Linked DNA regions of Homo sapiens: region 2 is linked to region 1. The links are chromatin contacts, found by Hi-C or POLR2A ChIA-PET in ENCODE. All regions are on one chromosome and are shown on one strand. Each heading gives the region's core, a stretch centred on a gene start or an enhancer-like site at or near the end of the contact. The rest is flanking DNA. Distances are from core to core; before and after follow the strand shown. Region 1 holds the start of IL21-AS1 (IL21 antisense RNA 1). Region 2 holds the start of IL2 (interleukin 2).

What was found. A loop is a pair of places that touch in the nucleus more often than their neighbours do. ChIA-PET counts read pairs that join two places held with the same protein, here RNA polymerase II (POLR2A). Pooled maps may share reads with other maps.
Region 2: a loop to region 1 is called in a pooled map, with 13 times the contacts of the local background. The contact joins the promoter of IL2 here to the promoter of IL21-AS1 in region 1. A Hi-C loop is called at or near these places in 6 of 50 pooled maps. POLR2A ChIA-PET finds 5 or more read pairs at or near these places in 2 of 52 experiments (activated T-cell and activated naive CD4-positive, alpha-beta T cell).

The regions. Positions count from the first base shown.
Region 1 is chr4:122,616,859-122,620,746 of GRCh38, forward strand. IL21-AS1 (IL21 antisense RNA 1) reads left to right here and starts at 2,125. Exons shown (of 11, transcript NR_104126.1): 1 at 2,125-2,634; 2 at 3,110-3,307. It overlaps IL21 (interleukin 21), which reads right to left. Exons shown (of 5, transcript NM_021803.4): 2 at 3,843-3,878. RefSeq lists an enhancer at 3,295-3,888.
Region 2 is chr4:122,454,722-122,458,609 of GRCh38, forward strand. It overlaps IL2 (interleukin 2), which reads right to left and starts at 2,004. Exons shown (of 4, transcript NM_000586.4): 1 at 1,573-2,004; 2 at 1,423-1,482. The coding sequence starts at 1,719.

The sequences.
Region 1 (3,888 bases), core at 875-3,374:
ATTTTCCCCCTGAAGTTGCTATATTTTCATTTCACTATGCATATGGAAGCTACTACCTTATAACCAGAAGCCTCAATCCCTCCCAGTCCCTACAAAGGCAGGCCTATACGTAACAATATTACCTGAATCTTCTTATGGACAATCAGCTGAACACAGCATCTGGCCTGCTTTGCATTTTCCAACCCATATGCTTACCCAATATGAATGTAGATTAATAATATGCATCTCTAAGACACAAACCTATCAGGTTTGCTTTGCATATATAGCCACAAGCCGAGAAGCAGCTTATCTGGTTTCCTTATATCAAGGCAGATTGCCTCTCATAAGGGCAAGGTGGTGTCCTTTCCATATGTTTGCCAAAATGCTTATTTAATAGAAACTATTTATAAATGTTCAATATAGCACTTTTTTTTCCTTGAAAACCACACGTTCATGTTTGTTGAAGTTTTTTCTTTTCTCTTCTTTTTGACCACAACCGGCTTAACTTACTGGAAAAAATAATATTCATATTTAAAGAGGTAAATTTTCCAGCTGAAACTGAAAATACTGACTGCTTCATCCGTGATGATCTGAAAAACCAGCATTTCTCACAGAGGCTCATTTTGCTGAGTTAACATTTACATGTGTATGCTGAAAGAAAATTAGGTTCCAAAGAAGTAGAGGGGCCCTGCCAGCCAAATGAACTCCCTTGAGATAATATTGCCAGGAATGGTCAGTACCGGTACTCAAAGCACTGAAATTGTAAAACTACAATTTCAGTTGTAAAAACAACTGAAAATCTTTTCTGAAAGCCTTTGAATGGTACCTGGACACTGACGCCCATATTGATGGGGCTGTGCTTCCTCTCCCACCCTTCCTTGTTTACCTCTGTTAACAGACAATGGGGTTTTGTTTTCTTCTGTTCTGCAAGCAGCAGAGCTGTGTCTGGCAATATGTGGTCCAGGATAAATAACTGCGGGAATTGGCTTTATATGCACATCAAAGGCAGCCTCAAAAGAGGAAAAGAAGTAGAGGGCTGTCGCCACTAAACTGCCTTAAGGATGTATTGAGAAGGAGAGTGAAAAGATTAACCTTGATTTAGGCAGCCTCAGGTGCCCTATCACTCAGGAGTCTACAGGATGCCAACTCCATATTTAGCACTGTCTGGAAGCATGAACATTGCTTTCCTTTGCTATGCCTTGGTGACAACAGACTCCAAAGGCAAGACTTTGTTTCCCTCATGCTTTAACATATGAGAACATGAGGAGTTTTCTGCTGCTACATTGTTTTGCAGACTAGAAGGAGCGGTAGTAAAGTCAAACGCAAGAATTAACAAACCATTCCTCTTCAGCTGAAGAACAAGTCAAGTGCTGCTTTTGCCAGGAGTCACACTTGGCTTTGTTGTTTTGCAATTGAATTTTTGAAATTTTTTACCTCCTTAGGGCTTTTTTTTTTTTCTTTTGTAGAAACAGGATGTCTCACTATTTTGCCCAGGTTGTTCTCAAACTCTTGACCTCAAGCAATCCTCCAAACTTGGCTTCCCAAAAGGATTACAGGCATTGGGATTACAGGCAGGAGCCACTTCACCCAGCTGAGGCCTATTTTTACATTTTTTTCCTTTTGCAAAGAAAGCCCTGGCCATTCACACTAAGAAGTCTTGCTAATTGGGCAAGACTACCTTTGTCCTGGCTGGGTGCAGTGGCTCACGCCTGTCATCCCAGCACTTTGGGAGGCCAAGGCAGGTGGATCACGGGGTCAAGAGATTGAGACCATCCTGGCCAACATGGTGAAACCCCGTCTCTACTAAAAAATACAAAAATTAGCTGGGTGTGGTGGCGTGCGCCTGTAGTCCCAGCTACTCGGGAGGCTGAGGCAGGAGAATCGCTTGAACCTGGGAGGCAGAGGTTGCAGTGAGCTGAGATCGCACCACTGCACTCCAGCCTAGCAACATATCGAGACTCCGTCTCAAAAAAAAAAAAAAAAAAAAAAAAAAAGGATTACCTTTGTCCTACACACAAACTAGGTTTATATCAGGGTTTCTCAACGGTGATACCACTGACATTTGGGGCTAGATAATTCTTTGTTGTCAGGGCTGTCTTGTGCATTCTAGAATGTTTAGTACCTGGCTTCTACCTACTAGATGCCAGTAGCACCCCCATTCTACCTCCAAGTGTGACAACCAGAAATTTTTCCAGCCAATGCCAAATGTTTTCTGGGGCACAAAAATCACCACCGGTTGAGAACCACTGGTTATATGATTAGACGGAAAGAAAAAGAGAAAAAGAAAGATGCCTGGCTAGGCCAATTAGAGATCTTAGATAATTACTATATGCATGCAACATTAGATAGTTTTATTTTCATTAAACTTTTAAATCTTTTAAAATCTCTTACAGACCCTACTTTGAAGCTAGCTTGATATAATGCTAATGTGACCTTGAACGATTTCTTTCTTCCTGAGTTTGCCTACTAGTATAGCTTAAAGATCCAAGTTACACTATTACTCACTTATATCATAGCCAGCATTGCTTGATCAGATTATCAGATAGATACAGTATCACGGAGACAAAATCCTTTCATTATGATGTAAGATAAAAAATATCTTTCATTAACAACACACGTAAAGGAAGTACCCACTGGACCAACTCAGGTTAGAAGGTGGAATCTCTTTCTTATTTCTTATTTTGCAAGTTATAGACTACAGCCAGGAAACTCTGGAAAGAACTCTAACCATAACAGTTAAACAAGGTGCATGAGATGCTAGAAATGTATGTTTTGATAATTAGGCACATTGATTAAGAAGTATTTTCAGTTATTGGAAAAGTCTTTCCAATAAGCTGAATGTGCTACTTTCATTTTAGATGCTGCTTATTAGAAAAGGACCTAGTAAATGAGAGTGTTTGGGTTCAGAGCTAGAGAGTGAATTTTAGAGAAAAGCAATAGTTGTGACTCATTCACTTTCTAAACTTTTACACATAGTCATTTACGATAATTGTTTTCTTTGCAATGTATCTTCTTAAGTCTCCCCCTTTGTAGTGTCCTAATTACTGGTAGCACTTTTAGTTATTCTAATTTATGCAATTAAAGGTCTGTGACAATGAAAACATTTCCCCAATTGCATTTATACTCTCAGGGTACCAGACCAGAAGATCAGATCGTAGAAGTTACTGGAGAAAAAGATCAGCGGACAGCACTCTTGAACTACATGCCAGGCCTCTTCTTCCTGGAACTCTAATGGATTTAAATGGCTTAAGAGACGGGATGAATTGTTGAAAATGGTTCTTTCAAAAGACCTCACGGAAGGCCAAAGACAAGACTCACTGAGGCCAAGGTATATGTGAATTATATTCTGAAGGACAGCTTTGATTTCCACACCACCATTTCTCCATGCTGTCCCTGTAATCTAATTCTTTCTTTCTTTCTTTTTTAAGTTTGTTATTAAAAGGTTAATTCTGCTTCCTACTGTATGTATCTATGTTTCTTCGGTAGGATAACAAAGAAGGCTCAAAAGCTTTCATGCCCAAGGGCTCTTAAAGAGTAACTAGCTGTGCATTGTTCAGAAACTGATCAGAGTATAGATTTCGTTTCTAGTTTTGTTATTCTGTCTCAGCAATACTACTTAGGAGTACTCTTAGAGATTCTTGAAGATAAACATAGTTTATGAGGAATATAATATAGCATTTTTTAGTTGGTTTTTGGTAAATCAATGAATTTAACCAAAATATAAATAAATATTTCATCAATTATTAGACCGCTAAGTTCATTAAAATTCAGTATACTCCTATATAATCATGCTAATGTCTTTCTTATTGGATTTAAAAACTTATGTCCAATGTATTTTCAGAAATAAATTCAACTGGTCTTACCTCTACATCTTCTGGAGCTGGCAGAAATTCAGGGACCTAGAGCAAA
Region 2 (3,888 bases), core at 754-3,253, 160 kb before region 1:
CTTGGAATCAAATATTTTTATTAGTTTCTAAAATCTTTTGTAAATGTGCAATGAGGGTTAAATGAACAAATGAATAGAGTTTATCATTACTTTTGGTTTCAAACTTAGATTTCCATGAATTCTACCACCCCCTAAATTATGCACATAATCTCATCTTTCTAACACTCTTTAGTGGGAAAGGTAGGTCAAGACAATACCAATCCCCTGATATGTCCATCTATTGCGCTTTCAATTCACCACTACAAATTCTACAAATTCGGGTTTAAGTTTTTGGCATGAACAATGTGGAGAAATTTTCTTCAGAAAACAGCATCTAGTATCTTTATGTTGCTGGAGTTGCATTATGTGGCTCTGATTAAACTAGAGTAACATCTGTAAGCTGTCTCCTTTACATCTTTCAGAAGGGTAGTTAGAAGCAGATTTCTCTTGAATTAATAGAATTTGAGTCAATGGGATTGCATCTGTGTCCCCTTAAATCCTATTATTTTCTGGGCTTGGATTCACCCTGGCACAAGCTCTTTCTGGCACCAGATTTTGTTCATTCTCTCTTAACTGGCACAGCTACTAGGTAGCTTTACACACCTAATGTAGCCTAGGAGCTTGGATGATTATGCTTATGCTCTATCTGAATCCAAAAACAACCTAATGAAGCTTTTAATCTTGGAAAATAAGTCATATAGCATTATAAATCTCAAGTTCTATTGGTAAAAAGATAAAGTCCAAAATTTTACTTTGTATTTCTCAGTGAAAATTTTATCTTTAATACTACTAATAATAGCTAATGCTTGTATGGTATTTACCTTATGCCAGACACGGTTCTGAGTGCTTTACATTTACTTACTAATTCTCACAAAGCCATATTAAGTATATACAGTTATTCATTTAAGTAGACATGAAACTGAATCACAAACAGAGTAGGTAATTTGCCAAAGATCATGAAAGCTAGGACATGGCAGAGCTGAGATTTCACTTCAGATATCTGGCCCCAGACTCTGTGCTATTAGTGTTATGCTGCCTCTCACTTAGAAACCTTTCCTAAAACAAGAAAAGATTTTTAAAAGTGGGCTCCTTGGAAATAGATTTTGGTATTTTACATACTAAAATGACATAATCAAATATTTTAGAGTTTTACATTTTTAAATGAAACCATAAATGAACATTTTTGTTTAGAATTGTCTTATCGATAAAGTGAGAATATTATTTTTATGTTTTCTTCCCACCCCCACCAACACACAAATATATATTAAAAATATAGGTAAAACTGTTTTAATAGAGGCTTCATTATCAAACTTGGGTTTTCAAAAAAACAAATTAAAGTTACTCTTTACCTCAGATGAGCTGCTATTAGTCCCATCTGTGCAAATTTTCATATTACTTTGAATTTTATTAAAACAGAAATTGAACATAAAATATTGTACTTACCTTCTTGGGCATGTAAAACTTAAATGTGAGCATCCTGGTGAGTTTGGGATTCTTGTAATTCTAAGAAAGTATAATGCATTGTTATTAAGAAATGATCTCCAGCTAGATTACTAAATGTAATAATTTTAGTAAGAAAGGAAATATACTTACATTAATTCCATTCAAAATCATCTGTAAATCCAGCAGTAAATGCTCCAGTTGTAGCTGTGTTTTCTTTGTAGAACTTGAAGTAGGTGCACTGTTTGTGACAAGTGCAAGACTTAGTGCAATGCAAGACAGGAGTTGCATCCTGTACATTGTGGCAGGAGTTGAGGTTACTGTGAGTAGTGATTAAAGAGAGTGATAGGGAACTCTTGAACAAGAGATGCAATTTATACTGTTAATTCTGGAAAAATATTATGGGGGTGTCAAAATGTTTTACATATTACACATATTTTCAAAGACTTTACCTGTCTGAAAAAACATTACCTTCATTTTTCCTCTTCTGATGACTCTTTGGAATTTCTTTAAACCCCCAAAGACTGACTGAATGGATGTAGGTGAAATCCCTCTTTGTTACATTAGCCCACACTTAGGTGATAGCTCTAATTCATGCAATTAACGCCTTCTGTATGAAACAGTTTTTCCTCCTTTCTTTAAGGGGGTGGGGATACAAAAGTAACTCAGAAAATTTTCTTTGTCATAAAACTACACTGAACATGTGAATAGCATATTGTGGTGGACAAGAGCAAGAGTAAACAGATGAAAAGAATAAATGTTTAGATTTGTTGATAAAACAGGAAGTGTATTGGTTTCCTGTTTCAGAATGGTTTTACCTTTTTATCCACACAATGAGCTAATTGCATACAATAAGATAGATTGCTTCTTACATGTCAGCTAGAGAAATACTAAGATTAGAATACTTAAAATGCTTATTGAGCTTGAGGTACTGTTTAACGCTATTTTAATTTAAAATGATTATATATCTGTTTAAGTCTCTTAATGTCTATTGTACATTTTTTAAAGGGTGCGATTGTTAAATACTCAGAAAAAGGTTTGCATTCAAGGATACTGATGCTAGTTTTATAATAGACTTTGTATGTGTTATGTGTAAACCAGTCCATGTTTCTCGTTTTTATGTCTTTACCTCTTTAATGGATTTTTATTTATCCTCTAAATCACCTGGGACACTATGAATGTAACAATAATCGTTATGAAATATGATCTTGTTTTTAGTCAGAAGACTAGGATATTTAGGATAGGTGTTCATTCATCCTCAGTACAGTGCACAAACTGGCTGAACAATTGTACGGATATATACTTCTAATTTAACCTGGGGACACTTGAGGAGATCCTGTCTCAGAGAGAGTCCTTGTAAAGCTTCCATTCTATGGCCTTATTTATTTCTTACCTGGACTTTTTTTTTTTTTTTAAAGATGGTATTGTCTGTGTTTTTGTTTGTTTTTTTAAGACAATATTGTCTGGTCTTTAAACAGACATCTAGCACCTATAATGCCTTCAGGTATATAGAAAGAGAGAAAAGAGAACAGTGTACAGGCAGGCACTTAGTCTAATATAAGTCTTACAGACTTGTGAAGTGATGGCTCCTATTTTGCAGATTAGAAAACTGAGGCTCAGAGAAGTTAAGTAATTTGCTCTAGGTCACTCAGCCCTTATTGCCAGTAAGGGGCAGAAGAAGGATTTGAAAAGAGAATGTTCTGACTCCAAAAATCCACTCTCTTACCATTTGTATTTTTTCAAAGAACCTGATTTGTAATAGGGAAGATATGTACATACACAAGTGTAGTCCTGGGTGATAGGTGATTGCTGCCCCAAGGGAGGTGGATATAAGGAATCTTGAATAAGGAACAATTAATTTAAACTGGATTTTGAGGAGGGTGCATAGGCAGGAATGATTAAAGCAGTCTAAGGAACAGTCAAATGTAATATTTTACAAAGAACAGAGAAAAATGGTTCAATAAGAGTTTTCTATGCGTTAGGTAATGTTCGGAGAATATAAAACAAATTTAAAAATAAAGATTATAGTCCCTCAAGTAGAAAAAAAAATGAAGAAAAGGTCAGATTAGGGCCAAATCTCATGAACTTTTTATACGAAAAAATGCAAAATGTCTCTATACATTTCAGATCAAAATCACATTAACGCTGTTATAAGGGGCAGGCTATTTGGTAGTCTGTGTGTTATTTATTTAATATAATAAAGTACAGCTTTATTATACTTGTTTTGCTTCTCTAAAGAGTTTCAGTGTCTAATCCCAGCATCATCACTCAGGCCTTTACCCTTCCAGAATGGAAGAATTCAAGCCCACACATTTTCCTATGTGGGGGCTTTTCCAATGAGGTATTTGATGTTCTCCAGTCTTGATATTTCTATTTCTCTGGCTATTTCCATTAGAGAATGGGGCAATATATGGCTATACTTCTGGGACCCTGTAGAAAACTGAGTTCTTAGACCCCTAGTTTATCTCT